2 separate regions of the Mus musculus genome follow, and region 1 is linked to region 2. A link is a loop called in an ENCODE intact Hi-C map of the cell type or tissue named here. Cell type or tissue: heart. All regions are shown on one strand. Links, peaks and the distances in the headings refer to the core of each region. The heading gives the core; the rest is flanking DNA. Region 1 overlaps Hdac9 (histone deacetylase 9). Region 2 overlaps Hdac9 (histone deacetylase 9).

The links. Peaks named below come from ENCODE experiments on the same cell type or tissue, not always from the same donor. Only the 100,000 strongest peaks of a DNase experiment are listed, where the experiment ranks them.
Region 1: it touches region 2 in a loop (2.0-fold over the local background); 3 of 42 quality-filtered maps call a loop at or near these places.

Annotation. Positions count from the first base shown.
Region 1 is chr12:34,687,068-34,703,870 of GRCm38, forward strand. All of the region lies in intron 3 of Hdac9 (histone deacetylase 9), which reads right to left. Among named protein-coding and RNA genes, the nearest start is that of Gm46347, 92 kb to the right of the region's middle. In heart, for the core only: no CTCF peak of the experiment used is centred there; no DNase peak of the experiment used is centred there.
Region 2 is chr12:34,897,456-34,914,258 of GRCm38, forward strand. The region is part of intron 2 of Hdac9 (histone deacetylase 9); the gene reads right to left. Among named protein-coding and RNA genes, the nearest start is that of Gm24429, 11 kb to the left of the region's middle. In heart, for the core only: a CTCF peak has its summit at 10,251; no DNase peak of the experiment used is centred there; H3K4me3 peaks cover 1,798 bases; H3K27ac peaks cover 979 bases; H3K27me3 peaks cover 967 bases.

The DNA.
Region 1 (16,803 bases), core at 3,640-11,639, 210 kb before region 2:
ACTTTTGTGATGATAAAGAAACCAGCTGCATAATGTGAATTGTGAAGCTTCTGTTAGAGGCATGAAGCACTACACTGAGAATAATTTTGATTATGCCACTTCATAGATGAGCAGTGTTTACTGATAAATGATCCTCCTTATATGTTACTGTCAACACACTACTCATAGCTGAACAGCCTGCAAGCTGTACCTTTTTCCCTCTTGAATTCCATTTATGATTATTGTGTGTATACGGAGGGTCATGCATATGTCACAGGACACAGACAGAGCTCACAGGACAACTCTTATATGTGTTTGGACCTTCGGGCTTTTGCTGCAGGCAAGCATTTCACCCATTAATCTTCCTCCCCTGCACAAGATATGCACACATCTCTTACACTCCAAATCTAAAAGGAACTTCCACTTAAGAGAGACATAAAACAAAATTCACTAACTTTAAATGTCAAGGAGCTCTTTGAAAATGAGGCTAATACATATTGAAAAACAGAAATATTTCAATGTCTGCCCTAGTTTTTATATCAGTACCAAGTGAAATATTCACAGCTATTTTTATAAAAGTTGCCATTCTCCAATTTAAAAGGAATGACTATCAACATTTCTATGGTTCTCTTGTGCAACAGAGAGCGTCTTATCTGCCCCTACTACACAATTTTGTTGGAAGTGGCCTGTCCAGGAAAAATAAGTTTATAAAGCAATTATACATGCACTATCTAAATCACATCAGAATGAACCCTCATAAAGGACAGTAAGATAACCTGTCTCCAGGACTCACTGATACGTGCCAATTCTGAACTACATTAAACAGCTACTTTCTGATTTAATCTTACTCTTGTACATTGACAAGCATGCAGATGAACTGTTTCACGAAGGCTACACAATGGCTCTGGCTCAATGGAGCATCTTCAGTAGTGTGTAAGCACATAGCCTGTTTAGAATGCATGCTTCAGCACTGAGTTTATCCTTAAGAACCACGCTTTGTTCCCACACAGTTAAGGGAGAGGTGGGTGTGGTGGTTCTCACCTGGAACCCCAGAACAAGGGAAGCAGGACCAGAAGGACTGTCAGGGATTCCAGATCAGCCTGCCTGGACAATAGAAAGACACCCAGTTGCAGCAACAGCAATAAAAGACCACAGGCAGGGCAGGTATGGAGATGGATAAGGCAGACAGACTGAGGGTGAATGGATGGGGTTAGGCTGTGGGCATGAAGGTTTCTTCAAGCTGCATTAAAGAAGGGTGGACCATAAGGGGGAAGGGAAATGACAAGGAAAGGTCCCTGAAACCAGCAAGTACCAGTTCCCTTTCCTCCACTAATTAAAGCTCTAAGCCTTCTATAGACATCCCGTAATTCACACCAGAACTTGTAGGCCTTGAGATGTAGATAAAGAAAATATTTGAACAATATGAAACCGTTTGTCCTACAAAAAGAAGTGTGATTTTTTTCTTTTATGGATCAACCTGAGACACATATTTGTCCATATCAGCTTTCTCCTTAATGACCTCACCTTTCCTCTCCTCCAAGTCGTGAATGAAATAAAAATGCTGAGAAACAGGCAATTAAAAAAGTTTCCCCACAGATATTGTAGGACTCCTTAAGATTACAGAATTAGTCATTATGAAACCAAGTGGCCATCCAGTTACCCACAACAGCTTTGCGATAATTTGTAGCACTGAGGGGTGTCAGGAAGAACAAATATCAAACCTAGCTGCACACTCAGAACCCACCCAAATAGACCTCTCTTCCCCCTCATGTACCAGGGAACAATAATTAATAAAAAATGACTCAGCAGAAAGAATAACGGTGACTTCCATGGATCATTGGCATTTTTTTTTTTTTTTTAGCTTAAATCTGAAGTTACCAGATTCACAAGTCCTCTACTGGGGATGAGTCGATGTGATTGACAAGTAGGGACACTTTTGAAAAGCCACCAGTGCTACAGCAGTGCCTTGTTCAGAGTTAGACAAGGAAGCCGATGCACAAGACTCCCCACCCCCTTGCATAATTGCTGTCCTGAAATACAAAAGCTCAAACAATTCACAGCAAAGCTCCCCCATTAACTGGCAGTTTATGAAATATTTCCAAGTCCATGAAGCCCTCACTAGCTGATTTAATAAGGTCAGCCATACAGCTCACAGATGGGGTCAGAACAAAAGCATAGGCACGTGTCTGATCCACCCAGATGAGTCTCATACTCGGAAACAAGGAGATTGGCTGGCTGCCCCTGTGAGTATTTTAGATGGTCATTGGACAGGTGAATGTATCTGAATACCCTGAACATCTTTTCCATGAAGATAAGACAGTGAATCTATTGAATTCAGAGTGCCTACCCAGGCAGTATTTAAGCAGTAGGTGCTTAAATAGCATGCAATATCAAGAGGAAGAAAATAATTCACCCCCATGATAATGAATCCTTAAGGTTAGAGTTCTGTGTGAAAAGTTGATCATTAACAACAAAATCCTGTTACAACAATAAGTAAGGAGACTTTATTGCCCAGTTAGTGCTCCAAGGAAATGAAAACAACAAAATATTGGGGGAAGGTCGAGATAATGTGCCCAGGACAGCTATGCTATTTCTGTAAAAAGATTTAAAGAAATTTCAAAAGCCTTCATGAACTTAATACTCCTCTAGCTGGCCGATACTTCTTGATGTGCCTTTCAGAGCTTAAATAGCTTAAAATATTTTTGGAGGAACAGAGTCCAGAGACCTCTTAAAAGTCAGAGTTTTCTACCCTTTTGCCAGAGTTAAACTGCAAACAGTAAACTGGTGAGTTTTAAAAGTCAAATAAAGAATTAAATTTAGCAACACATTTACAATGGTGATTCCAATAATCACGGGAACTCACAAAATTTAGACTTTGCAGGAATAAGCAGATTTGTTGGGTTTATTTTTAAATTTTATAGGCATCAACAAATAGCATAGTTTCCAAATATTTTATTTGATCTGTTTTTTTTTTCTTTTAATCTGGCTGAGACTGTGCTTCAAACATTCACAAGTTTCCATTTTATTGGTTGCTAGATGAGCTTTTATTTGTGGATACATTATGCCTTCTTCTAAACTGTGATTCTGGCTTTACAGTTTATGGTTATGTGCTTAAATATAAAAAGAAGGAACTGAGAGGCAATTTCCAAAGTTTTACTGAAACCCAAACTATTGTTCACCCACAGCAGTGATTACAGTAATCAATGACAATAAGACAAAACAATAAACGTCCTAGAATGTCCTTGTGTCAACTCCCACGCTCTTAAATTTACTTATTTATTTATTCATTTGTTTATTTTACTTTTTATTTATTACGGGTAGGTGATGGGGAACCACAAGTGTGTAGAGATCTGAGGTCAACTTTGTGGGCTTAGTTCTCTCCTTCTGGGGTTTCTTGGATCAGATCCAAATCATCAGGTTTTCACAAGAAGCACACTTACTTGCCAGGTCATCTAGATGGCCACCACACTGTATTTTGAAAATGAACAGCGTGAAATGAAGACAATCCAACCTGTGGCTAACTCTAAAAAAACACTCAAAGTGTGATGGCGCTATGGGCTATAAATCCCAGGCAACGTAGATGCCAAGCAGGGTGATCTTGGCCTTCTGCACGCCCAGCATCTTTTCTGCAGTGATGCTGTCGCTGCTGATCCGAGGGTTGGCTTGGAGAAGCAAAAGTCTACAGTAAACCATACACTGCACCAAGCCTGAGCTTTAATATGCAGTCCTCGGCACCCTGTGATGGAAGTCTCATCCCCACCTATCACATGAGAAAAATAGGAAGAAGGATCCATCCAACCAGAAAGGGCAGAACCAAGGTATGAGCTGTGGTCTCCTTGAAACCTAAGCTCTGGCCTGTCAACACTAATTCCCTGCCTTCTCCTCTCAAGAAAATAACCCATCATTACCAGAAAGAGCTACTTACTACCAAGCCACTTATCAGGACAGGTGCATTCCAGTCAGCCACAGAGCAGGCTAAAATTCCAGGTGATTAGAGCCCTCTCCACTATAATTCTCTTTCCATGAATGTGGTGGGAGTCGGGAATTTTAAATATTTTCACCGTCTCCACAGGTGACTTTGGGAGTCACTGACTCTATTCATTGGCTGTGCTGTCTGAATAGGAAAGCCACTGCAGTAAATGCCTCCTCCAATCCGACTGTTACTTGAGCCGGCAGGAGAGAGGTGTGACTGCTCAAGCATGTGTGATAAGGGAAGCTATTGCCTCATTTTTAGAAGGTTAGATGTGTACCTGTCATCTGTGATTGCATTCAAGAACATGAGGTGTATGTTCCCATTAACTCCTGTCCTGAGCCACAGCCCTTTGCCATTCTGCCTTATTTCATGGAGGGCTGCAAGCTAAGGCATGGGAGCATGCCAAGCTTCACGTGGAAGACCGTCCACTGGAAATTTCCCAAGAGGCAAGGAATTCAGGGTGAAGTGACCTCTAGTGTACTTTTAATCTCATTGGTGCTGTTTTAAAATCAGGGTCACATAATTGAAAGACTGAAGACAGGTGAGTCACAGTCCCAAGGACATCAGCCTGCTCTCTACTGTTTGCAGCAGGCTTCATTCCCCCATTTACACTTGATCAGACAAAATTTTAAGTACACTACCATTTCAAAGGACTTTTATACCTAGTCCCTCCTGCAAGAGGGGCCAGTAACTGTCAGAAAACACAGAATAAACCTCTTTAAAAACTGCAAGCTGGGCGTGGTGGCGCACCCCTTTAATCCCAGCACTTGGGAGGCAGAGGCAGGTGAATTTCTGAGTTCAAGGCTAGCCTGGTCTACAGAGTGAGTTCCAGGACAGACAGGGCTATACAGAGTAACCCTGTCTCAAACAAACAAACAAACAAAACAAACAAAAAACAAACAAACAAACAAACAAAAAACTACAGAACAGAACATCATCTGCTTGACCCAGAAGAACTTGTAGCCTGAACACTCAATTCAAAGGGGACATGAAACCCTTCACTGGTTTTGGTACTTGGAGCAGCAGCTGAGTTAGTCATTATCAGAGAACAGATTCAGGACCAAGGTAGCCCGATGCCCTGTGAAAACCAAAGCAATTACCAAAGCCCCTTTGAGAAAGACAGGGAAGAATCAGAGGTTCTACCTTGTTGTCAGTGTGGAAAAAGATTCCACATTCCTGCAAAGTTTATCCTCTCACATCTTCAAAATTCTATTTTAAGATCCATGTTCCTGTTTGCATGGTGTGTGCCTATAACCCAATTTTCATAAAGCTGGGGCAAACAGATCTTAACTTCAAAGCTGTACTACATAGCGCAAGCCTGTCTCAAATTCTCAGAATCAAGTTTATCAGACATCAATTGGACATATTTAATTTCAGGAATTCCTACTCATCTTAGAGAAGGAACAATGCTCTGAGGGCCACAGGTTTCCATTTTAGAAGAATAATTGAAAAACTAGCCTATTGTGGCTTCAATCGAGAACTCTGCCAAAAGGGACCATGTGATACAACGGCAAGAACAGGAATGCTTCTGTGTGGGTGTGTCTGTTAAAGCTGCCTTGTTCCAAACAGGACTTGAAACTTAATTTCTGGCATCTCAAACTTGAATACAACATACTCCTTCCCAGATGATCCTCTGAAGGCTTTACTTCTTAGTTTTTACATACACATCCATTATCAACCAAATTGTCAGACATTAAGTTCAGAGTTATCAGTGAAAATGATCTGTCATTCCAACACATAAAAGTACTCAAAGGTAGAGGCAGTTCTCCAAAGACTTTGCTTCTCTGGGTTCTGCATCTGCTGAGAGCTTCTGGGAAGTATGCATCTCAGGTTGCATACAGCCTGGGTGGATGACAGTCTGCATTCAGACAGGATTCTGATAGGTGCTTTAACATTTGAGAAATGCTACCACAGGAAATCTGTAGTGAGACACTCTATATGTGCTTTTAAATTTATTCTTCACAACAACACTGCAGGTTAGCTATTACCACTTTTGTCCTTAACATTTTTTATTAGATATTTTCTTTATGTACATTTCAAATGCTATCCTGAAAGTTCCCTATACCCTCCCTTCGCCCTGCTTCCCTACCCACCCACTCCTGCTTCTTGGCCCTGGCATTCCCCTGTACTGGGGCATATAAAATTTGCAATACCCTAAAGAAACAATGGTTGTAATAACTTTCCAATGTTAATATAAGGGACTGCGACTATAGCTCAGTGGAAGAGCCCTTGTCTAGCCTTCACAAGGTCTTGGTACAATCTCCAGAAACACACACACACACACAAAGATACAGACACATACACACAGAGATATACACACACAGATACAAACACACAGACACTCATGAACACTGTGCACAGACACGTGTAAAAGTCAGGTATGCAAAAAGCCACAGGCTCAAATCCAAGTCTTTCCACATAACAATCCAAAGTGCTTGCCTGTGCTGTCTCAACACCCATGCTGGTCAGAGCGTTGGATCAGTGCCAGACACTGAGGATGTTAGTGCTGGTCTGACAGTTCATTGTTTTCACCTGACATTCAAAGGAATCCAAGGTATCTGTGTGTCAAGCAAGAGAGCTTAGGCTCCACACGCCACTGATTAAAACTTTTATTCTAAACGTCTATAGGTTTAAACAAATAGAGAAGCAGAAGTGCAAAGAACCCCAACCTGCTGTTAATTAATTAATTGAGATTGTGACCTCCCTACCTTAACCCATGAAATTTAGAGGGAGCAAATACAAATAAAAGAACCACATTCTACACCAGGCAAAACTTGCACTGCTTTGGTTTCTTTAAGTACATGAACCTGGAGAGTATCATCCTGAGTGAAGTAACCCAATCACAAAGGAACTCGCACAATATGTACTCACTGATAAGTGGGTATTAGCCCAGAAACTTAGGATACCCAAGATATAAGATACAACTTGCCAAACGCATGAAATTCAAGAAGAAAGAAAACCAAAGTGTGGACACTTTACCCTTTCTTAGAAATAGGAACAAAACACCCATGGAAGGAGTTACAGAGACAAAATTTGGAGATGTGACGAAAGGATGGACCATCTAGTGATTGCCATACGCAGGGATCCATCCTATAATCAGTTTCCAAATGCTGACACCATTGCATACACTAGCAAGATTTTGCTGAAAGGACCCAGATATAGTTCTCTCTTGTGAGACTATGCCGGGGCCTAGCAAACACAGAAGTGGATGCTCACAGTCAGCTATTGGATGGATCACACGGCCCCCAATGGAGGAGCTAGAGAAATTACCCAAGGAGCTAAAGGGAACTGCAACCCTATAGGTGGAACAACAATATGAACTAACCAGTACCCGGGAGCTCTTGTCTCTAGCTGCATATGTATCAAAAGATGGCCTAGTGGGCCATCACTGCAAAGAGAGGCCCATTGGACTTGCAAACTTTATATGCCCCAGTACAGGGGAACGCCAGGGCCAAAAAGGAGGAGTGGGTGGGTAGGGGGCTGGGGGGGGTATGGGGGACCTTTGGGATAGCATTGAAAATGTAAACGAGGAAAATACCTAATTAAAAAAAAGTAAGTAATAAAAAAAAAGTACATGAAGCTTGTGGTCATGAGTCATAAGTTCTCTTTGTAGGTTTTAAGATGCTCAAGAACTTTAGTAAAAGGATGATGAAGACAGATATGACTGCAGCTTACAGCTTACACTTAGTATTCCAGAATTTGGGAAGCTGAGGCAGGAGGATCAACATGAGTTCAAGGTCAGTCTGGGATGCATAGAAACCTTTATCTCCAAAAAAATTATATATTTATACTAAAATGTTGAGGTTTGGTCTTTTGCTTGAATTATAATACTAACTATTGGTCCCCAAGGCCTGGATGCCCCCCAGAGATGAGAGAGTATGCATGTATCCAAATAACATATCCAAATGACATAGCCAAGTGATGCTATACAGGTAATGCTATATAACCTTGTACCCCCCCCAAAGTTATCCATAATTGGTAAATAAAATTGTCTACAGCCAATAGCTGGGCAGAAGAGAAACAGGCAGGGTTCTTCGCTTCTTGGGCTTGAGATCTGAGGAGCCCATGAGAAGAGAGAAAGTAGAGAGAAGGAAAAGCGCCATAGGGTAGGTGAGTAATAAAAATATGGCCAGTTAGAGTTAAGAGCTGCCCAGATAGAACATGGCAAGTTATAAAATGGTGTTAATGATGGGGAAATAGATTCTAATAGCATAGGGGATCGATATCTGCCCGGCTTTAGTGCTGATTAAGGCTTATTACAATAATAAAAGTGGTGTGATTTTTTTATCCAGAAACTAAATGATCAAAGGCAAAGCAAAAACCCCCCATTTGAGATTAAATAATTTTTGCAACACTAAAACATGACACTTTACTTATAAAGTTTATTTTTCAAGGTTGAATAAGTAAGGGGACCACTCTCCATAGCTGTGATAGATAACACAGGAAGTACAATGAGCCCCTGAGGTACGTTAGTGTAGCAAGCACTCAGCCAGCACTGGCAATGCCTAATTCACGAATAATGCAGAATATGGAGTCTCAGCCAGCACTGGCAATGCTCAATTTACTAATAATGCAGACTATGAGTGGTCATCTTTTGTGATTGGGCAACTCTTCCCAATGTGGGACTAGGTCGTAATTGGTTGAGTTGTTGGCCAAGTATGTCCTGTGGAGATCCCTAAGTAGCCCAAACTGATGCCAGGACAGAAGATCACTCTGAAAACTTACAGTAGAACTGCCTTGCTGAGGACAACATCCACACACCTCACTGAATGTAGAGGTTGAGCTGGAGCTACATGGGTCTCACCCTTAAGTTACAGTCTCTTTGGCACAGAAGGTACTTTGCAGGCTATGGAAAGAGAAGCCCAGATGCCAACCAGGCTGCAAAACCCTCCACCTAAAATCTACCCTGCCTGCAAGATGTGCTACGGCAATGGTGGCTCAGAATATGGGATGGCCTACTATGAGAGGGAGCTCATGCCATCCACTTCCTGGATGGCCAGGAACTGGAGACTGGATAATACAGAGACCTAGGGTAGAATTAAATACAACTGGAAAATAAAACAATGAAATAATTTCCAATGATATCCTATTATACTAATAAACCAGTTGCTTTGTCCAGTCATGATCAGAGATGCTTTATCTAGCAGCAGACAGTAGTAGGTAGAGACCCACAGACAGACATTATGGAGAGAGGGGGAGGCAAGAGAGGATCTAAATTTAAGTTCTACTTTGTGCCCCTGCCATAGGAGATTGGAAAACCCTAAGGAAGAGCGGGGAGGAAAGATTGTAGGCATCAGAAGGACTGGCAGACACCAGGAGAACATTGCCCACTAAACCAACAAAGAGGGGTCACATGGGCTCACAGAGACTTAAGCATGGGTCTGCACTAGAGCCTCTGAATAAATGTTATTGCTGTTAGCTTGGCAGTTGCCTGGTACTCTAACAGCTGAATCCGATGTGTCTCTTGACTCTTTGGCCTGCTCTTGGGACTCTTATTTCTAGTGGGTTGCCTTGTCTAGTCTTAACATGAAGGCTTTCATCCTGTCTTATCGTATCTTGTTCTGTCCTGTTTAATTGCCATCTCTGGCAGGTCTGCTGTTTTCTGAAGGGAAATGGAGGAGGGAGTGTATCTGAGAAGATAGGAGCTGGGGAGGATCTGGGAGGACTGGAGATGGGGAAACTGTGGTCTGGGTTACTGTATGAGAGAAGAGTCTATTTTCAAATTTCAAAAGAGAATAAAGAACTTAAGAAAAATGTGGGATCTATGAGCATAAACAAAAAGCAATCTAAGAAAGGGCCATCTCTGACAACAAGTGTCTTCTGAACAGCCTCTAAAGGACATTTGGCAAAGCAGACACTCCAGGCTGTGGTGGGATCCCTCGTGATCTGAAAGATATCATGGCAGTATGTCTGTCCAAGGAGGAAGTCAGTGCAGGAGGAGGCAGAGAAACTGTTCCATATATGCAGCTCTTCACTTCCTAAAGTTTCTGTTAACCTTCTACAACTTCCCCTCCTCTCCAAAGAGTAGCTGATATGAACTTCTGACCTTCAGATATCTTCCTGACTGTGTATGTTCATTCACACACAGAGTTACATATCACACACACACACACACACACACACACACACACACACACACACACACACACACACACAAATCATCTTATTTATATCAAGTTACATTACTGTTTTTCTGTCTTGATTCTCTGCATGGTACCTCCATGAAGATCTCAATCTTTTTGACCTTACTGTTACTCAGTCACTTCACAGGCTTTCTCCAGGATTTTTCCTGTGAGAAACTGTGAGGAAAACTTGCACAGACAGGGCACCCTTTCCACTCTTTCTTACCTCACACTTACCTAGGATGGAGAGGACAGAGCACAGCAGTCTGAGGGCACAGGTTACATTTGTCAAAATGAAAAGACAGTCACAAGATTAGAAATGTCTGTCTCACTGAAGAAGTATTACTAACATTTTAGTTTCTTCCTAAGATGTGTCTGCATACCAAGATTTTTCCAGAGCATTAGCCATAACAACTCAGCTCCCTCGATTCCTGTAGATAAGGTCAAGCATTTGTCTTATACGATTTTCTTGCAGGTACGCAGTGAACGTGAATTCTGAGCGTCCCCTCAATTCCATTCTCAGGTATCCTACCTTCTCCTTCCTTCTCCACCCACTCATCTGTTTTGCTTTTCTAGAGAAACTCACTTCTACTTACATTTGAGATGTACACACATGATTTTGCAATTAAATTACTTTTAAGTTCTGCAAATCCCTTACTTATCCATAACTAAACCACCCAATTTGTGGCACCAAACATAAAGAATAAAGAAGGTTAACTCGACCTCCCAGCTGTTCCAGAACTCCTAAGGCTGTCCTACACAGCTCCGACAGAGATAAAAACAAATTCATCACCTGAAATACAACCTCAGCTTCAACTCACTGCCGTTTTTTCGAAGCACTTTGTACCAAGTGTAACTATAAATAGAATTCTCAAGCAGCCAGTCCAGGCTAATTCATAATTTATCTCCCACTCTTTCCATTCTCCTGGATTTCTCCAGCCTGAAAGAAATAACTGCTTCATTGTAGTTCTGGGTTAGAAGCAGTCACAAAGAAATCTGCAGTGTCCCCAGCTGGGCTCCGATATGGAGATACAGCTGTGCTCTCCCATCTCCAGAACACAATAGACTGACTCCATTCCTCCATTGCCCTCCCCTCTCCCAATCTCACTTGCTAACCTGAGTTTCTATAGAGCCTGTCACCATAGAATTGTCCAACATCACTTGGCAAAGGGAAAGTTTTACCTTGTAAGGAAGAAGGATGGGAGGGCAGTTTTAAAAGAATAAAGATGGTTTAGAAAGGCAAACACCCTCTGGCTTGTGTTCTCACCATTCTGACTAAATTTGGGGAAGTATTGACTCTTTCCACTTAAATCAACTTTAATTTTATATATAATCAAATTACAGGTTCAAAGTCGACATCGCACATCTCTGAAATTCATCCCAAAAGTATATTAAATAGTTCTTAGTAAAATTTTCCAAGTGAAGATGATTGTCATTTAACTTCATTTGTTTATTTTCTATGTTAGCACAAACTCCCTAACAGAGCGAGAGAAATCAAGTCCATGTAGTAAGTAAAATGCTGGCCACATGGCTGAGCACACAAAGCAAGCACAACATTATTCTCATTAAGGGTGTGATATTATTCCAGTGGTTTATAAAATATTCAAGAGTATCATTTTTAAATTAAATTGCTGGCATGTGAAATAATTTTCTACCTAACACATCATACATTATAAAGACATTTGCATATATTAAAATCAAAAGAGCCTAAAGTCCACTCCTATTGATAGGGCTTACCAGTCTCAATCCCTGAGCCTGGCTAACTGATACTCCAGCCCCAGGCTGCAGCTCTTCACTAAATTTTGAGCCAGGGGAAATGAGCCCCATGTTCAGACCTCAGCTTTAGTAATTCACAGTGTCAGGACATAAATCTCTGGACAGGGAAATGTCATGCTCTAAATCCACTTCCCAGAGAGTCTGCGTCAGTGTCTTCTTTACAGACTGTTTGCCACCTAGCACCAATTTTGTTATCTTGGTATGTGAGAAAAACCCAGGCAGAAAAACAGCGGACAACTGAATGACCTATCCATGAATTTCGATCAACGTCCCACATGACTTTCATGCTAGCCTATTTCCCATAAAATTACTAATCACCAATACTGGATACACTTTTCCTTAAGTAAACTATGCCTAATAGATGTATGAGTGAAAGAAAGCTTTGATGATGAAGAAAACTTCCTCTGTAAAAGGGAACTGAGCATCCCTAGATCTGGACAAAGAAACAGAAAAACTATGCACTTCAGAAAACACATGCCTAACATTTAGGATCCCAAAACTTCGTGGACTACAAGAAAACAGATCTGAAAAGTTTTAATGGCTATGGAGAACAAAGCAGATGGACCTTTTATAGCACAAAACCATTTTTCTCCTTCAGAAATACACTATCAAAGACCCCAATCAACCCATTAAACTGTTAGCAAATTGCATTTTTGAACCCTTTAAAGGGGTCCACTTTAATCTTCCAAGAGAAGATTGTCTAGGGCGAGATATAAAGATCTCTTGCCATGATTACTGTTCAGAAGCTAAAAATAGCTGTCCGAGAAAATTGACATCAAGCAGCTTCCTGTCCCATGTGACCTAATTCAACAATCTCATCTCCGTCCAGCCAGGCTGAAGACTCACTCCCAGGGCTGCTAAGCTTCTGCTAAGAATAGGAGAGCACACAGAAGTCCTTACGACTTTAGGCACAATCTCCATCTAAATATTCCGATGTGCAAAGAATTAGAAACTACAGAATGCCTGCTAACAGAAAGCCTGTTTAGTTAATTTTAGAAAAATCCATACCATGAAATATTAGATAGCTGTGAAGAGGAGCTCTTAGAAGAACAAGAAGAAGGCAAAGAAAAAAAGAGAGAGACGCACAAAACAGAGCAGCAATGTGTTAATGTTGGCACATACATTCACAGACACAGGACGGTCGTGTAAGAATGAAGAATGGGTAGCTGATTCTGAGACAGGGGAGGAACAGAGAAGGCAAAGGAATAGAGGCCTAGGAAACGCATGCCGCAGCTCTCCTGCCTTTGAGCTCCATATCTGTATACCTAACACAGATTTTCAAATCAAAGATCAAGTCAAAGAAGTAAACGTAAGTGCTGTTATTCAGGAGCAGCCAAGTCCTTCACACTGAGGGAAGTCAGAGGAGGAATGAGTACCCTGAGGCCTACAGTACGTTCCCATGTTCCCCTCATGCAGGGACCCTCGCATTCAAAGACGGAGTTCTAAGACTGGCCACAAAGCTTTTCTGCAGCCGTTCCTTGAATTGTTTCAAGTAAATTTTCCATACGAATGCCAAGTGGGCATTTTGAGAGCAAACACTATTTCCCTTCCAAAGTATTTTCTGTCACACGCTCTAAGTAAAAGACAAAAGTTGTGCATAACTCATAGTGAAACAGCAGCGCCCAAGCCCACCATCTCCTACTCTGTCCTTCCAAATGGAAACAGCAGTCACAACTCTGCCCCTGGACTCAGATGAAGGATCCATGCATCATGATAGTACTGGGATATAGAGGTCCTGACCCAGCGAGACAGAATATGCAGGAACCACTGAAGCCCATGGAAGCCTGTGGTCAATTCTGAGCCCTGGATTGGCTGGATACATATAAAATGGACAGCCCAGATACCCTCTCTGAGCTTGCTTCCTTTTCTGTAAATGTGAACAACGATGCCACTTCCCTGGGAGTAGCAAGCGCACTCTGTATGCTGCATTGTAGAAGCAGATGTGGAGCGAAATCCATCTGCTAAATCCTACATGCTCTTTTTTAATGGAAGGAAACATTTTTAAAAAATTGAAGAGAAATCCAAAAGAAAATGTAAAGTATAAGACACCATAAAAGTGAATTTGTTATTTTTCTCGCCATTCATATATAATACAAATGCAAGGGGAGAATATATCATTTTCTCTAGATCATATTAAAAAATTAAAGGCCTTTGTTATAAGTTGACTGTGAGGACAAAATATATTAATTCATCATAAGATTAACTGCACTTAATATACTGTCTGGCAGTAAGGATCTCCCTGAAACAGTTAAGTGCATATTTCTGGTTATAATAGCATTAATCGATTGGTGTCTTTGTCTCCATCAGAAAATTAACAAAGATAAATATGTAATTCATGTAAAAATGTGATACTAAAATGCAGATCTTAAAGTTCACTTAATGATATAAAAATATCTACAGGTAAAATTGTTAGCATTTTACTTAAGATGTTTCCTTAAAACACCAGAAAGAGATAAATACAGTAAAATTATATATAACAGAGTTAAGTAGAAGACACTGATGCTTGGTGCCCTCCACAGTATGGAAGGGGTGTGTGTGTGTGTGTGTGTGTGTGTGTGTGTGTGTGTGTGTGTGTGCATGTGTGTTTATGTGTATATGTGTGTGTGTGTGTGTGTGTGTATCTCTAGCTCTATCTCTCTATATATCTCTTCCTCCTTCGCACACTCCCTCCCCTTCTCATGTATCATGTGTTGCATGAGTGTATGGGGGACTTACACAAGTTAATAGAGGACCCTGAGAAAGTATCAACTTCCCTTTCCTTTGATTTCACATTTGCAAAAAGCCCTGATTTCATTCAGAGTTCTCTGTCTGGCCTGAAGAAAATGTTATCCTTGGACAAGGGCATCACTCTAAGGCTAGCTGTGCCAGCGAGAAGACAAAACCTTAAACTTTAACATATCTTTCTCATTCTTATGACCAGCCTTCTACTGTAATTAGGAAACTAAAGCAGGCATTCATGGTCTGATGAGCATGAAACTGTTGCTGACACAAGTGCCAGCTATCATGCTGGTGACGATATGCAATGTCAGGTCACTACATGACAAACATAGTGGAACACATCCTGGCATAAGACATCTGGGACATCTTAGGTCCTCCTCCAAAGGAAGACCCATCCTGGTAATTTAATCATAGCCTGAAGCAAAACCATGGTAGGTAAAACAGTATGGAGACTTCTATAGTTGAGAACAGGCTAGACACCACATGCAGCAATTCCTTCTGAGTTCCCCTCTCTGAAGACGGCAGGAGTGGTATTTACAAAGTTTCTCTATGGACAAGAGATCTAAAGGGGCCTTGCTAAAATCCATGTGGTTTGGTTTCACCAGTGTCAGATTCACAAGGCCTAGAAGACACACTTCAAGCAAGCTCCTAGGAGCATTTGCCTTAGGTGATGCTGCTCTGAGAAGACACTGGAGGGGCTCTACCCATCAGGCCCTGCAGCACAACTATTTAATGAACAGATCCAAGAGCCACCTGGCTTGTTGTTATTCTGGTGCTGATCCTTCATGATCAATTGGAAGTATCTAAATCTTTTAAAACATAGTCTGAAACACCTAGACATTGACACAGTTTGATCTAAGTCTTGTCTTCAAATGAGTTCCAAGTTCTGGTCATTTTGCCACATAACAGGCCTTGCAGCAGGGGCCTTGGAAGCTTGGCAGGTGTTATCACAGCAAACTCTTCTAGAACTTCTTTAGGTTTGCTTACAGCACAATAAGTGATTCCTATTTGAAAATAGCCCACAAATGTTCCCTCTTGCTTAAACCGCATGACTCCTTAGTGCATGCAACACACATATTATAATCTCTGACTGAATGGAGGCCCTGTTCCTCTCAGAGAGAATACAAGGATGTTATTTCCGGGAACAGTGAGAGTACCTTTACCAATTTTTTTTTTCCTAAGTTGCAAAATACTGCAATAAAGTACTGCTCAAGTCAGACTGAAACAATTTTCCCATCTGTCAAAATATTTTAAATAGCATCAAGCTGGTATTACTTTGTCAAAACACTTCATCAGAGATGGAATCTAAATTTAAATAAGCAGTTCCTCGAACTATGTACGTAAGGTGAATGAACTGTCTCAGAGGCCTTACAGCTTTATGGGTAACCTGCAAGGTCTCATGAAAAGGACCTTGAAAGAAATGGATATTAAGCCAAGAATAAGCACACTCTGGGCAAAGAAAAATAAATCCTGCAGAACAGGCAAGAAGTTGCATTGTTCTTGAACTGACGCACCTCGGTTCTTCCCAAATGCCGTAAAACACTCCAGTTTTACGTAGGTTCTGGTCAGTTTTGGTAAATGTTCAAGGTATAGAGGAAGGAGGGGAAGGGGTGACTAATAAAGATGCCGAGATCATCACCGGGCCTGTGGGAGGTGAGTTCACAGTGAGTCCTGAGCAGTCATGTGACTCTGTGTTTTCCTGATGTCTCTGGATTTGCCTTCCACATGTGTTCATGTAGCTGAAGTCTGCCGTATATAATAGACCTGAAGATGAGGGGTCCCTGGAGGGGTCCTGCTCCTTCCTTCATGTTCATCCGAGAACACTCACAGTAATCTCCAGAATTTGAGTTTAAGTTAAGAGACAGCATACTGAGGGAAGTTAATGACTTTCAATATTTATACATGTATTATTACATGTACCATATATATATAATCAATAGATAAGAATATATATGCTTTCAGGTTTTATATATTCTCTCCTTTTGCTCTGAATCTCACAGAATTTGCAGTTCATCTTCCCTGGGTGGGTCATACCTAACAGGCCCCCACAAAATACTATATTAACAATCTTCCAGTGAAGATGTCAGCTTTCTTCAGCTTTTAAGACCACTAAAACCTAACACCAGTGACATCTCCCAGCATCTGCTGGGGGACACAGGGTTTGCACCAGGACTGAACCTGTATTAGTGCACCTCTCAGACCTCATCAGAGAAACTGCTCTGTGCTAAGGACAGT
Region 2 (16,803 bases), core at 5,269-13,268:
TGCTCTGGAGCAGACATTCCACGTTTCCTATTTGTGCTTCAGGCATAGCAGACAAAGGCTGGGGTGGCTCACACCTGTAATGTAAGCACAGAGGGGAGTGGCTACAAGTTCAAGCTCATCACAGGTCACTTAGTGAGTCCGAGGCCAACCAGGACAAGGCACTGCATCAAGCAAAACACAACACAAATGCCTGAACAGAGGAAAGATGAAGATAAAGTCCTCACCAAAGAGCAGGCATGAATGTCAGCATCCAGCACCCTTGTCACACGTCACATCTCCACGTTTGCTCTCCGGCCATTTCTGAATAAAGTTTGCTCATTGACACAGAAGAAGCCAGAATCTCCACAGGGAGAATCATATATTAAAAAAAACAAACAAACAAACTACAGCCTTTTCAGTGGATTGCTTACTGATGGAATTTCAGTCTCAGATGCATATGGAGTCTGATGGCCCTGCACCAGGGCCTTGAAGTTAATATTGCTTATTTTTCTAAAACAAAAACAAAAACAAAAAAGCCTACTGCTCCGGGGATATTTACTGCACTTACCCTGATAGGAAATGAGGAGCAGAATCTGAGACTCCATCCTGCACCCTGAAACCCAACACTGGCAAGGTTGCTTCAACTGCCGCATGACTCGGTCCCATTTCCTCTCACTTCATCCCTTCTGTTGCTCACATGTAGTGTTTGTTCACTGGGTTTGGGTTTGACTAACTCCTAAAATCTATAAGCAGAAAGCATTTATATTTTATGTCACTGCCTACTTAACAAAAATGCTTAATAAAGATAACGAGTTCACACTGTGCAGATCAGCAGTCTAGGCAAAACCAGCTCACTCTTCCTGTGGCTTCTGTCGGGAGAGCAAGTGCTACCTCTGTCCTTCCCATCAAGGTATGGTCAGGGAGGGGTCATAGCTCTGGAGTGAGGCTACAAGGATGTGTGTAAATTGCCCAGTGCCTTAAATGCATCGCTACATTTCAAAAGTGTGAAAATGCTGCCTTCTGTATAAAGAAGAAGAATGCTGCCTTCTGTATGAAGAAGAAGAAGAAGAAGACGAAGAAGAAGAAGAAGAAGAAGAAGAAGAAGAAGAAGAAGAAGAGGAAGAGGAAGAGGAAGAGGAAGAGGAAGAGGAAGAGGAAGAGGAGGAGGAGGAGGAGGAGGAGGAGGAGGAAGAGGAAGAAGAGGAAGAGGAAGAAGAGGAAGAAGAGGAAGAAGAGGAAGAAGAGGAAGAAGAGGAAGAAGAGGAAGAAGAGGAAGAAGAGGAAGAAGAGGAAGAAGAGGAAGAAGAGGAAGAAGAGGAAGAAGAGGAAGAAGAGGAAGAAGAGGAAGAAGAAGAGGAAGAGGAAGAAGAAGAAGAAGAAGAAGAAGAAGAAGAAGAAGAAGAAGAAGAAGAAGAAGAAGAAGAAGAAGAAGAAGAAGAAGAAGAAGAAGAAGAAGAAAAGAGTTTCTTCATGCAGTAGCTTTTACTATGGGCTTTACACGTTAATACAATTCAATTCCTAGGCCTCCAAGAACCTCAGCTGTTAGCACAGACTACTGCTAGGCATCTCTGTAGAGAAGATTGAGATGAGGAGAGCCTGCAGTGATCAGAGAATTTGTCACAGGGACACGGAAGATGGGACATGCATCGAGCCCCTAAGAAAAGCAAACAGGAGCTCAGCTTCCTAAGGGGCGCAGTGTCCCAACAGAGCCGCAGAGGAGTAAAAGTCCAATATAGCTACAAAACAAGGACTTGATCTCTCTAGTCAGAATATGCATCGTGAATGGAAACAGGAAAAAAAAAAGTCCTCTCATTGCAAAGGGCAGAAGCTCAGCTCTGATGGTCGCTTGCATAACATAATCCCAGGAAACTGAGTGGTAGGACTGGTCTTGGAAATGCCCGGCTCCAGAGACAAAACAGTTGGGTTTTTACAAGTTGGTAACTCCCTCAGTCTGTCTGTTCCCAACTATCAAAAACTCAAGCCCCTTGCTAACAGCAACAGTCTAACCTACAAAGGCATTAGGTCTGGCCTGTGAATGAAACAGTGTCATGCAGGGATCTTCAGCCTCTTACAGCTGTACCCCTAAATGAAAAACTAAAACTTACAAACAGAAACAAGTTTATTTCAGGGTTTTCTGAGTCCTGTTTGGATTAGGATATTGCTGTCCTCGTCAGTTGAGCTGAGGGTAGCTCACCGTTCCTCTTTGTAAACTGCAGTGCTTGAGAAGGGTAGACACGGGGACCTGGGTGAGACAGTCACCATGTTCCAACAACCTGTCTCCCATCCACAGAACAGCCTGCTGGTTTTCACCTGACCTAACACAGTCCAACGTGGGAGATTCAGTTTTAAATGTTTGCAGATTGACTAAAGTATCCAGGAAAATCTTAAAGACTTCTCGTATGTATCAGGATATATAGTACAACTCTGTAAAATTAATAGAAATTAGATGTGGTTTCCAGGGTCCCACACCAAGCTTGTATCTCCCAGGAAAGCAGGAAGGGGATCTGGGCCAATGATTCTGATCAAGGGGACAAGGGCCATTTAAAGAAGAGATTTAAGTACATAAAATAGAAGAAAGGGGCAGAGTGTCTATGAATAGAATTCGAGGCACCACAGAGTAGAAAGGACTGCCGAGTAATAGAAGAACAAAGGAAGAGCATCTCAATAGACTTTTCAGTAGATCAAAACAGTGGCATCTGAAAAAGCCATAGAAAGAACCCCATGGCCAAAGAGGCGGTGAGAATTCATAATGTCCCCCGATTTAACTTAATAGTAGAAATCTACATACAGGAGGGGGGGGAATGGACTCGGAGCTTTTGATTTTAACCAAAATGGAAAGTTCAAATAAAAATTGAACAGCCTCCACCTATTCTTACTTTTAGATCTAAGCGAGACCTATAATCTGTGCTGCCTGCTGGGAAAATCAAACAAAGCATGATGCAGCGTCCGCTCTCACTTGGATCTTTAACCAACATCTTCCAGTGTGCACTTCTCTCAAGGTGAATGAGGGACCCCAAGAGCAGTGACAGCAGAGGCACACTTCAATGTGTGCACGAACAGCTTCCCCCGGAGACTTCACTTACTGCTGTGAGTAGAGAATGTGAGCTCAGACGACAGGCTCTGATATCAGACCTGCATTCAATTTCTGATGCCACCCATAGTTGAATGACCCCGGGCAAGGTAGTTAACCTTTCAAACTCTCCCTTTACCTGGAGGTGGGAAAGAAAGCAGCAGAAGAAAATGTGGACCAGGCTGCCAGAGTACAGGTCTGGATTTGATAAAATTGCCCCAGAAAAATGAATAGGCTGTGTTCCATAGGCCTGAAACGCCTATAAAGCAAAAGTACACCTATTGTCTTTGGGTCACAGACAGTATGGTGATTCCAAGTGCCTCTGTGGTCTGTTTTCTCCAGAAAAAAAAAAAAATTAGAAGGCAATGCTATGAGCTCCAAATCATAGTGCTGAATCCTTGAAATTATTAGTGGACCCAATCCATAAAAGCCTTCTGCATGTGAAATAACATTTAAAGTGAATAAAGTCGGAGTCTAGGCTAGTGCATGATTCTGATTCATCTGAAAGACTTCCATTCGGTTCTCGCCACCATCATTCCACTGTGTGGCTCCACCATGATCACCATTAAAAATCCCAGAAGAGCTCTTCTTCAAGGGACACACACAACTCCAGTCAGGTGGCCTAAGCCAGTCAAATTTAAACTGTTTGTTCTCTGGGATCTTCTTCTTCTCCTCCTCCTCTTCTTCCTCCTCCCTCTTCCTCTTCTTCTTCCTCCTTCTTCTTCCTTTTTCTCTTCTTCCTCCTTCCTCCTCCTTCCTCCTCCTTTCTTCTTCTTCTTCTTCTTCTTCTTCTTCTTCTTCTTCTCCTCCTCCTCCTCCTCCTCCTCCTCCTCCTCCTCCTCCTCCTCCTCCTCCTCCTCCTCCTCCTCCTCCTCCTCCTCCTCCTCCTCCTCCTTCTTCTTTCCCTCATCAGTGAACGTATGTCATTATCTCTTGGCATGATAACTGAACCTCATTCTTATGTATACACAGAGAACCCTGTCTTCAAAACATAACTTCCCTTACAAAAGCTGGGTATGGGTGGCCACAGCAAAAGCATCTCACAGGATCAGTTCCAAAATGGTATTTCAAGTTTTGCTCCTGAGGGAGTAGCTTCTGGGGCCAGTCCACTTATTGTACTAGAGATTTTATGAGCCAGACAATGTAGTAGTCACATCTTAGGTGACCTCCAATGAGTCATGCCTTTGTTTAATGGCGTCCTTTAAATACAAGTGGAACTAACAGAATGTTGCAAAGGTGATGATGTCACTCTGCTGACTGCATTATATGTATTATATTAGTATAGTGTGGGGGGGAGAGAGAGAGAGAGAGAGAGAGAGAGAGAGAGAGAGAGAGAGAGAGATAGTTCTGTAGTCAATAACAGGCTGTTCTTCCAGAGGACCCTGGTTCAATATCTAGTCAGAATCCATATGGAAGCTGACAACTGACTGTAACTCCAGTTCCAGGAGATCTAAAACCTTCACACATACATGCAAGCAAAAACAACAACAACAAAAAATACAATGAGAGAGAGAAGAGAGGGGAAGAGAGAGAGGGAGAGAGGGAGAGAGAGAGAGGCATATATCATCATTATATCATACCATACCATATTTACCGTGAAGAAAGAAGCTGCCATGTTGTAAGGGTGCCTGTAGGGGGGTTCCCTGACAAAGAATGACCAGCAGTTTACAAGAGCTAAGATAGCCTGGGGCTGACAGCCAAAAAGAAAATGGAAACCTTCAGTCCTCCACAGGAAGATAATGCTAACAGCATAAGGAGAATCGGAGGCTTATCATTTTCCATTTGAGCCCCTGATGAAACTGCAGCCCTGACCAAGTCCTGAACAGAGAGAGAGACCTGATTACAGGGCCTAGCTGAACTGTGTGGAATGCGAGTTGGTTTATGCACTACCCAAATCTTACCTGTCTTGAAAATGCCACTTATCACTGCTCTCCAGGAGTTGTTATACTCACCTCCTTGCTATAACAGTGGCTGTACAAATTGGAAGAATGTCCCACATCAGCAGGATCAGCACCCAGAAGCTTTGGAACACCCTGCTCTTCTCTGCCTGCTACATCACACAACAGGTAATGAAAGGCATTGCCTCTTTAAGGCTGCAAACCAAATCCATTTCAGTCAACAATACATCATCAAATTTTGCCCTGTGCTTCATATTGGAAATCATTTAGATGGGCATCTATGAAGCATGCAATTAGGAGAAGCCATAGTGAAAATGTATTAACTTAATAGAAAGTGTCTGGTACTGTCTTCTTAGTTTTTGATTAAAAAAAAAAAACTAGAATTGTTTTCAACAGTTATGTGTACGCTTACATAAGACTTCGTTTTCTATGAAACTGCAATGCTTTCTTCTGTATCCTGGATAATACATTTCATTTCTGAGTCTAACAGCACAATAGCACAAGTCTATCACCTTGGCTGCTGTAAATCATGTGCGCAATTATGTTGAAAATTCTGCTGAGATTTGATAGAGGGAACACAGAATGAGGTAAAGATGAACAAGTTGCTGTGTGTTTTCATCTATTTATTAAGATTCAAAGTCTAAACAGAATAAAAATGGTGAGGTTTTTTTCCCATTAAACCTCTTGTTCACAACCATCAGACTGAGTTATACCGAAGCATCAGTCCTACAGACAGAAAGAAGGAGGGAGGGGAGGGAGGGGGGAGGGGGGAGGGAGGGAGGGGGAGGGAGGGAAGGGGGAGGGAGGGAGGGAGGGAGGGAGGGAAGGGGGAGGGAGGGAGGGAGGGAGGGAGGGAGGGAGGGAGGGAAAAAAGGAGGGAAAGAGGAAAGGACAGAGGGAGAAAGCACAGGCCCTTGATACATATTGCATGATCCCTAACCAACATCAGGCTCTGTAGTAGATAGATGTTCCATTACTGACTTCTGGAATATTCTTTCTTCTTAAAAATCACATCAAGAGTTTCCTCACTGCTGATCCTCCAGTTGGCAAGTGAGCTGATAAACCCAAGAGTGTTTTGACCAAGAGAGGAACATTATGAGGTTGAGAAAGAAGGCCAGTGAAGTCAGGGCAAGATGTGGGCTATGGCGTGCCTACGAGAACGCATACCACTAAGAGAAACTGTGATGGCTTATCTGTGTTCAAATTAGGGGCTAGAGTCAGAGCTCTCCAACAGCAAGACCCTATCCATAGCAGCAGTAACAAATGACTCAAAATCTGTTCTACACACCTGTAGAGACGGGGCTGGAAGATCTAGGGACATCAATGATACTGCCATAGTAGCTTGCTCTTGGAATTAAGAAGTGATAAATACATATCATCATCCTTAATGTCACAAGTTCACTAGTGAATCATCTTGGGTCTATTCATTTACCTGTCATCCTCTTTCTAAAGCCTCTCTCTCTCTCTCTCTCTCTCTCTCTCTCTCTCTCTCTCTTTGTGTGTGTGGAATTATCAAGAAATCTAAGAATAACAAACCCTGGAAACAATTATACATATCTGTGAATGCTTGTAATAAAATTAAGTATGCTATCCTTACTAGGAGAAAAGGACCTCAAGTAGTAAAAGTCCCCACCAACTTAAACATAAATATAAATTACACTTTAAAAAAAATCAGTTGAAGTAAAAATAAAAGATCCACATTTGGATGTAATCACACACACACACACACACACACACACACACACACACACACACACACACACACAATGTCCATAGCTTCACTATTCACTAATGAGAAGGTACAGATGCCACATACAGAAGGATTTTAACATGTCCATATGTTTCTCGAATGACTCTCCTTGTTAGCTATTTTTCCATATCTCTATTTAAGAATAACATACACATTCCCCTCTGAGAGGGTGTAAAGTAAAATATGTTGTAATGTTTAAACAATTCAATAAAATCACCCTAATAAAAATGAAGATCATATAAACTTAATATACCCTTAGATTAAAAATATTAACATAATATGAATTATGGGTCTCATTAATGTAGTTAACTTTTTATCTTGTAGTTAGCCTTATGATTTAAAGATTTAAAGATTAAGCTTTAAAATTCCTCAAAGAGAAGCTAATCTATAGCATGTGTGTGTATGTAAGTATGTGTGTATATGTGTGTATGTATGTGTGTACGTGTGCATGTGTGTGTGTGTATGTGCATGTGTGTGTGTGTGTGCACGCGCGCGCGCAGTAATTATGGACAGTTAGAATAACTTCATGAAGTCTATAATAAAATAGTCACAAACAGTCATAACCTTCTAGCTTCAGAAGCCTTATCATTATTTTTATAGACTGCGACAATTTAATATGACAGTCCCAGGGCATTGTGAGTTATCTGATTTTCCAATAAAGGCAGCTCAATAGGCTGCACTTCAGAGGGGCAGGAACAAGAAGACTGAAATAAAAAAGAAAACCTGCCTCCTGTCTATAAACCAGTACCTCATTTCAAACTCTTAACTTCCTCCTGCATACCTCTGTCCACCTATAGTGCCCACTCGGCAGTGGAGATCATTAACTTAGGAGCAAAGCAGGGATGATAACTCTCTTCCTCTAGCTAGTAACCCATCGAAGGTCAGGCTCAGGATCCCCACTGCAGATACACCTGTTTGCTAGGGGAAACATATCTAAAGACCGTAGCTTTTTCCCACATGTGACATGTTAACAGTGAATGCTTCTCCTCTTGAGATTTGCTCCATTCAGCCAACATAAATGAGGGAAATGGCAAACCGCACAACTAACTTACTTGTTCTTTCTGAAATGCAACATTTTTTGTAAGCATTTTCAACATGAATAGTTTCCAGAAGGCACATTAATGACTTGGTGTCTGTGTAATTAAATTGGTCCAAACTGGAACAGTGGTTTAAAGGGATAAGAAGGACCATTTATTTATTCTTAGTAAACAACACATATATAAAACAACAAATTTTCAGTCACATTAATTTCCATAATAAACATCCAAAGTACCAAAGAGTAGTTCAAAATGTATCTTTTTCCACACACGATTTTTAAATTGCCCTCATTTATTAACTGCAACTTCTTCTGTGCTGTTACTAATTACAGAATTAAAAAGATTTCTGGGGCATCAGAAAATAACATCTAATCTTTTTCAAATGTCAAAAGTGTTCAGGTTGGTTTTTTTTTCTTTTCTGTAACATGGATTCACATGAACTTACTCTGTTTTCCTAGATTTCAGTAATTCCTACAAGGTTTGGAAAAATGAACATGCTCCAAGGAGTCGCAGTTCCTAATCTCTACTCTATAAACTGTCTCCGTCCACCAAGAATATTCAGTTGCATAAGCTGTAAACCATTGGGGGAGGTGTTTAGCTCTTCACTTCTTTTCTGGTATGAGTTAAACTTTTTAAGTCCATTGTATCTCACTTCCATAATATATATGTAGTCGTGAGATACGTATATGTATCTATACTGCATTTCTCACAGATTTCAAAATATTACAGTTAATCTGAAAGTTCCTTAGAGGAAAACACACACCTTCCTGACAGGGAAAACAAACGTGACAGAATTCCCTGAAATGGGAGCCTAGGAAACTCACTCACAAGAGACGTCTTCAAGACCACATCACATGAACTGCAAAGCCAGGGTGCCTTGGATCTGCAGGGCGGCTGGGTCCCACTGTCTTCCAGAGACACACAGGCCTCTGACACCAGCACCTCTCACTGCCGACAAGTGGGTGATGTCCTCAGAGCCAAGCTACCAGCTAAGCAATCAGGGATCAGGGAACGCCCCCCTCTCCTCACTGCATCCCATCCCCACTGCGGTACCCCGAATTTACCTTAATGAGCTTAAGATTCATCCACTGGGCACTTCACTGCTCCATCTCCCATCCTCCAACCTCCTGAACTTTTCTGAAAACCCAGTACTCTGTTGTACTGACTTGGAACTGAAGCGCCCCTCCAAACAGCAAAGGTACCCCACTAAGTATTTCTCCCCTCAAGCAACACGTTGGCAGTACAAACTTTTCATTCATAGCTTGGTTCCGACAGGAATAGGGTGTGTGTTTGGGTAAGGAGGGAGACAGGAGGGCGAGGTAAAAATCTGGCCAGCGACCCTCGCCTAGGCTTGCCTAGCCAAATGCCAAGGTCTTCACCAAAACCACCACCCAGCACCCAACTTCTGACAATGGTACCCACCAAGCTCCGGGCTGCAAGATGCAAAGCAAGTGGAGTGGAAGTCCCGGCAGAGATGCTGCCAACCCGGAGAGCCAGACAGGGAATGCCGCGGCGCGCCCGGAGCACGCGTGGCCCCCAATTCCCAGGGCTTTCCCGGGCAGAGCCAGCCCCGGCTGCGGTGCCACTCACCTCCGCCCGCTCCCGCCGAGGCTGCGCGCCCTCCTCCGCCCCGCGCCGGCGAGCCCCTAACTTCGCCCCCTTCTCCAAACAGCCATCTTCCGCAGCGCAGGAGGGAATGGCGAGGCAGGAGGCCGAGCGCGGAGGGAAAGTTGCCGGCGGGGCGCGGCGGGGCGCGGGCGGCGGGGGCGCGCGAGGCTGAGGCGCTGCGCGCCGTGCGGGAGGCGGGCGGCGGCGAGCTGCGCCGAGCGGGCGGCGCGCGGAGGACGGGCTAAAAATAGCGCGCGCTGGGGAGGGGCGCGAGGGGGGACGGGGTGGGAGGGAGACCGCGGGGCCGGGCCCGAGCCCCGGAGCGGCGGAGCGGGGCGGGGCGGGGCGGCCGGGGAGGCGGCGGGGCCGGGCTGCAGGGACACCTGGGGGCGCAGAGGGCGGACGCGGAAAGGAGGCGCGCGGGCAGCGAGGCAGGGGACTGGAGGGAGATGGGGGATGTCTGGTGAAGCTCGGGGACCTGGGAGACGGACAGAGGCGGCAGGCGCCAGGTGACAGGCAGGCGACCGGGCTGGTGCGGAGGAGGAGCGCGGCCCGGGCCTCGCCCTGCGCGCCCTCCAGCCCCGGTCGCTCAGGTGCGCGCCTGGCCGCGCAGACTGTAGGGAGCGGAGCACCCTGAGAACGGAGAACCGTAGGGCAGGACCTAGTGCATCCCTACACCCGGCATGGAGCTTGGGGGGAACGGGGTTGTGGGGGCGATTAAAGAAAATGCTGCTACGTTTGGGGTTGTTGTTGTTGTTGTTGTTGTTGTTGTTGTTGTTGTTGTTGTTGTACCTAATGGGAAATGTGAGGAAACATGGTGATGGAAGTATTATGTAGGTTTGCCGTGTTTGAAGGCTGCACGGAAGAGCGCAGCATCGCTCTGGAACCCGCCCTGGCAGAAAGGAGGCACTGCTGGGTTCGGGAATTGCCTAGAGGGCGTCTTTGGTGCTTAGTATTTTACCTTGGAGACTGAAAAAGAAATTACAGCTATAACTTGTCTATACTAATATTCCTAATGTCTGTAAATCGCTTTGTAAAGTAGGCAACACTAAATATTTAATAAAAAGGCTAATCCTGAATATATTTTTTCTAATGCTAAACACCTGCCCACTCAAAAAAAAAGGCTAGTAATTATAATTTTAAAAAAAACGGTGATCTAAAGACCAATAAAAGCAAGTGTCTACATGTGCATTTATGGTTTTCCTCTGTACTGGCTAAAACACCACTCGTTCACAGATTACACAGACCCAGAGAGCCCTAACCCAGCGCCCTCATTTCCAGCTCAGGGACCTGAGACTACAAGATCAACATGATTTGTGCAAGGTCTGGTAGTGGCAGTGTTCCTCTCTAGAACTGAGTTGCATAAGCCTGGGACAACTTGAAGGCTACACATTCCATGTCATTTAAGATGACTCAGCATTTGTAGTGGCTATAACTATGATAGCTAGATGTGCCCCCACAGTTTACCCCAACTGTAAATTTGTACCCCAGGAGTGAGAGTGGACAGTTGGCTTTATATTTGTAAAAGAAAAGAAAGCTGGTTGAGGTGAGGAACCAGTGGGGGATCCAGACTTGGGAAGAAATAAAAGTCACTCTTAATGATGTCTTCCAGTGGTCGGGCAGCTTGTCCATACTAGAAAGTCAGTAGACGAATCTTGATATCAGGCCCTCCACGGTGAAAGCATTGGTGTTGGCTGGACCATTTCAGACATGCTTTTCAGATTGTCCAGGTTTATTTATTCAGATAAATACCTATTGACCTGCCAGGCCTTGCTTTTCAAAATGGAGTCTTTGGTCAAGTGTCCGGCCTTCTACCTTTTCTTCCCGTTTTTGTTTGCCTTCCACCGACTCCAAGAGGAACAATTCACTCTATCATCTCTCAAAAAGGACTTTCTAGAAAAGTGTCATTGAAACTCATAACAGTATACATTTCTAGGAGCTCAGCGGTCATATGAAATGGACCCATGTGTAACGATGTGGACAGAATAACTTGGAGTTTGCTCTTATATTTAGGGAAGGTTAGTTTTTTTTTCATTTTTATTAGATATTTTCTTTATTTACATTTCAAATTTTATCCCCTTTCCTCATTTCCCCTCCGAAAACCTCCCCATCCCATCCCTCAACCCCCTGCTCTCCAACCCACGCACTCCCACTTGTTTTTAATTTACCATTAGTTACCTCTACCACATAAGGCATAGTTCATAGCTGACAGCTTTCTTCTTCATCATTCTAGTACCAACTTCAGGGCCAACTCAGAGAGAGAACTTGCTGGTTGCTACTGCTGATTCACGTATTTTAAGTTATAATTTAATTAAAGTATTATAATTCCTTCTAACAGTTCGTATTCTCTGTTCAAGCCTGTACTATACTCTGTGTGATTCTGTATTTTTTTTTCTGGCTTCATTCTCTCCTCAACTGAGCTCTAGGAAGACCAGGTAATTCTTTTTTTATTTCTGGTGTTTTCAGTAGGATTTATTTTTAAAGAAAAGTTTTAGATTTGAAGAGAAATAAAGACTACATTAGGTATTGGGCATCCCTAATTCCCAAATCTGAAATATCCCCATATCTCAATGGTTTTTAACTAACGTGACAGGAGCCCCAGAATGTCATACCTGACCTCATATAATAACTGGTTGCTGTGAAAACCTAGATACCCTAAAAATATTGAATGAAATTACCTCAGGCTATATGTTTGGGAATATGTGAAACAAATGGATTTCATATTTAGACTCAGCCTCTTCCCCCAAGAAATGTAATTATGTGAATATTTCAACATATAAAAACAATATGAATAAAAAACTAAGCCACTTCTGGCCCCACACATTTTTAACCTGCATGTAGAATTTTCGTGTAGCCATCACATGCAATACTACTATCATGAGCTGCTCTCAGTGGCTTAGCATGTTTCCTATAATTAGCAAATGGTTAATCAGATAGAATGAACCTAGAATCATGGTTTGTCATATTTCATTTCTTTTTACATAACTTCCCTTTTCTATTTAGGATCCCAGCTAGGATCCTGAGTTGTACTTGTCATGTCTCTTTAGGCTATTCTTGGCCATGAATTCCTCATATTTTTCTTGTTTTGAAAACTAACTTTGAGAAGCACTGGCCAGCTATTTCATAGGTTATCTCTCTATTGGAGTATATTTGTTTTTCTAACAAGTCCTGAGTTGTAACTCCTAAGGTTCTATCCCTTGATATTAAATCATCAAGAGACTATAACAGTGTCATAATGGATCACTGCAGTGTTGACACTAGTGTCTGTCTGTAATAGTATTTGCCCATGTCTACACTGTAAACTTACTCTCTTCTCCTTTTTGTTCAGTACTTCTCTACAGGGAGTCATATATTACTGCCCACACTTCAGGAGTATGTAGAATGCAATTTAGGATTAGACAAATCGTCTTCCTTTCACAAGAAGCTAATTTGATCCAGACAAAAGAAAGATGACCGAAGAGGAATATCTGATGCTTGTCCCCTATAGAAACATGAATGTGTTCAGCACTCAGTGAATCCCTAGACCAGTCTGCACACAGACAAGCTCAGGACAAGGTCTAAAGGCTCCAAAATAAAAGAAAGGGAACAAAACCATTTATGGGATGTACACAATTTAGCATCTAAAGAGCAAAGGCTTGATAGAAGGGAGGAAGCAGAGAATGGGCCAGGACGACTATTTAAAGAAATAACAGCAGAAAACTTGGCGCACCTGAGGAAAGGTGTAAATACCAACATCCTGGAAGATAAAAGTTCTCTAATCAGATTCTATCAAAACAAGACTATGGACTACGATTAAGTCTTAGGAAAGTAAAGACCTTTTTACCTGGTTATTTTTATAGTGAGGGTCTCACTCTGTACCTATGGCTGGTCTTAAACTTTCTATGTAGATCAGGTTAGTCTTGAACTCTTAGATCCATGAGCCTCTGTCTCCTGAGTGCTGAGATTAAAAGCATACACCTGTGTGCTTGGCTTTAATGTGTTCTTAAAGGTGGAGTGAGCCTTTCATCGGGACCACATAGTTGGGCCCATCTATATACAATGACGAGAATTTGTATTAGATTCAAACAAAAACAAGACTGTATGTCCACTTACAGAAGAATTAAATTGGATTTATTTTGCACATCATACATAAAAATCATTACAAACTGGATTAGACCTCAACATTAGAACCTCCCCCCCAAAAAAAATCCCTACCAGAAATACAGAAGGGGGCTGAGGAAAAAGCTCACTTGCTTAGGTGCCCACCTTGCAAGCATGAGGACTTGAATTTAGTCCCCAGGACCCATGTAGAAAGAGCCAGGGAGAGCAGTGCATGGTTGTAATCTCAATGCTGGCAAGGTCGAGTCGGGCAGATCTCTGGAATCAATGTCCATGCCGCCTAGCCTATTTGATGAGTTCCAGGCCAGTGAAAGACTCTCCCTCAAGAAAGGCTGAATGGCATTTGAGGAATGAAGTCCAAGGTTGTCCTCTGACTTCTACATCAATGCACATATCTATAGAGACATATGCACATGTGCACATATGTACAAAAGACAAACAAACAAAAACACAGAGCAGGCTCTGTGACATTAGTCTGGATAATGGTTTCTTGGGTGGAATCAAGAAATACAGGCTATTAAACAAACAGATAGATAAATGGAAAAATGCCAAGCTACAACTCTCAAGCAAAGCCAAAGAAACCAATCGACAGAAGAGACAAATCCATGTGTTGGGAGAAAATATTTTCCAAAGGTACATCCACCAGTAGGCTCACATCCAAAACATATAAGGAACTCAAATAATCCAACAGCAAGAAAACAGCTCTGTCAAAATAGACAGTGGATGGCACAGACATTTCTCAAAAGAAGGCATACAGCCCAGCAGATGTCTGAAGACATATTTAACCTCTCAAATCACCAGAGAAATGTGAGTTTTAAAACAAGACAACATATTCCCTCATTCAAGTCAAAAGTTTGCTCATGGAAGCAAAAATGGCAGTAGGTGTTTATGGTGGTGGTAGTTGAGATAGTTGTTTGGTAGTTGTCTTTACAAAGAAAGTTCTGTAAACTTTATTTTGTGAAATATCTGTGGCATGTCCTAAGGGGCCATGCCTCTCACCCACTCACTCTTGCTCTGGGCACTTTCCCACTAGTTCAGCCATCAATCCTCCAGATGAGGACAATCTCTTCTTCTAGGGAAAGACACATCAAGAAGAGAAAGGTGAGCAAAACTCACAACTGTGAGATTCCAGTGTTGTCAGCTAGTATCACAAGGTTGGAGCCTGGCCTTCTGTGCCTTTATTTTGGGGTGCAGCCTTGCAGAGCCTGTTTGTGATTGTTTAGGGTGCATGTGTTAAAATGTTTCTTTAAAAAAATCATTGTTATTTATTGAATGAAATAAGTCTTTTTATTATGATGTCAACAAAATTAATTGCACACCCACTATGTGCAGAATAATATGACAGATACTCTAAATCATTTTTTCGAATGTTGAATTTGCATTGTGCCATGGAAAAGGTAGAGACACTTTATTTAGAAGTAATAGAGTATGAAATTTAGCCAGAGTATATTTCTAAAGATGGATGGTGTTTCCCCCTCCTCCTCCGCTCCACTCCACCCACCATTTAGCCTACACTGGCCAATCCTCGGCCTCTGTCTCCTGTGGAGTAGGATTGCAAGCATTGATCACTATCTTAAGCTCTCAGAAGTGAATTATACTATGAATCTACTGTGATTTTGGCTCTGGGGAATCCTCATTTTACAGAGTCTACTACAGCCATAGAGTCTTAATGTAGGATCATCTCACTTTACTTACAATGATGCCAAATGTGTATGAGCATCAGTATCCCCCAAACCAGGCTTTTTCCTCTCAAATATATGAGAGATAGATATGAAAGGGTAAAAGTGGTGACTGATAAGGACCCCAATTAAAGGACAACACTCCCACAGAGCAAGACCAGAGAACAGGTACATCTGAATTCCTAGGGTGCTTTCTGGGGCAGCCCTCAAGTTTGGGTTTCCTCAACAGCTGGGAAACTGAGTCAGACCACTTGTCCATGACTCCTTGGAGAACACCCTGAGCAAAGGGCAGAGTTTCATGAACCAAGAAACGACCCAGCAAGCAAAATAGAGGATTCCAAAACCACTGTAATATTTCCCCATGGCTGTGCTTTCTTTTGTTATCCAGAAAAACATTTGGACGCATTCATTGGTCCATTTCATGAAAGTTCCAGTTCTCACCAAGCACTTTTTTTCCCCTAGAACTCCTCTCATTTTAAAAATAATTTTTCTCAGGGTTGCTACTAATACTTCCTCTGGGGGGGGATTAACAGACAATTTTCCTCAATTAGTTTAATCTGTTCATAGGTCTGCAACAATGGGTTCCTATGGCTCAGGAATTTCCCACTGCAAGAAAAGTGCTGTGCGGTAATAGAGGTGATAATGAGACCCATTAAGGATTTCATTCCTTTGCTAAACTTTCAACAAAACCTGGAAGATATGCTGTCTCTATTCTAAACAATCTCTTTCTTTTAAAATTACATGTATCTATCTATTTATCTATTTATTTAGGAAAAGAGGGTACTTGCACTGTGATACATATATAGGAGTCAAAAGAAAACCCAAGGGAGTTAGTTTTCTTCTTTTGATAGGTGAGTCCCTGGAATCAAACTCAGGTAACCATCTAGCTGGCCCAGGAATCCCTTTCTTATGGAAAAGTGTGTGGAACATGGTAAGGTTAGTCACAAGTCATTGCTCTGTTATGAAATACTGTGAACCCCATTAGGTCACATGACAAATGGCATGCTGTAATTATGTTAGCAGGCCATCAACCAAGATGCATGAAACAAGTGACAAAAAGCCTTCACGTGCATGCAGATACTTCAGGGTGAGTTTCATTAACTGAACACTTTAATATCCATTTTATTAATATTTTATATTAAGATGATTTACATAGCTTACATGTAATATGCTAACACTGCAAGACAATATTTTAAAGTAAATATATGTTTTATTTACTTACATGTTCTTAGTAGGTAAATTATATATATATATATATATATATATATATATATATATATATATATATATATATATTATGACAATGAAATCAAAGGAAAAGCAGTAAAGCAATGAACGTAATTTTAAAATTTTCATTTTGTTCTATACAATTGCTATGGTTTGCACACACCAGGCAGTGGCACTATTAGAAGATGTAGCCTTGTTGGAGTAGGTGTCACTGTGGGCATGGGCTTTAAGACCCTTGTCCTAACTGCTTAGAAGTGAGAGTCATCATAGCAGCCTTCAGATGAAGATGTAGAACTCTCAGCTCTGCCAGCACCATGCCTACCTGGATGCTGCCATGCTCCTGCCTTGATGATTATGGACTGAACCTCTGAACCTGTAAGTCAGCCCCAACTGAATGCTGTCCTTATAAGAGTTTTCTTGGTCATGGTGACTCTTCACAGCAGTAAAACCCTAAGAC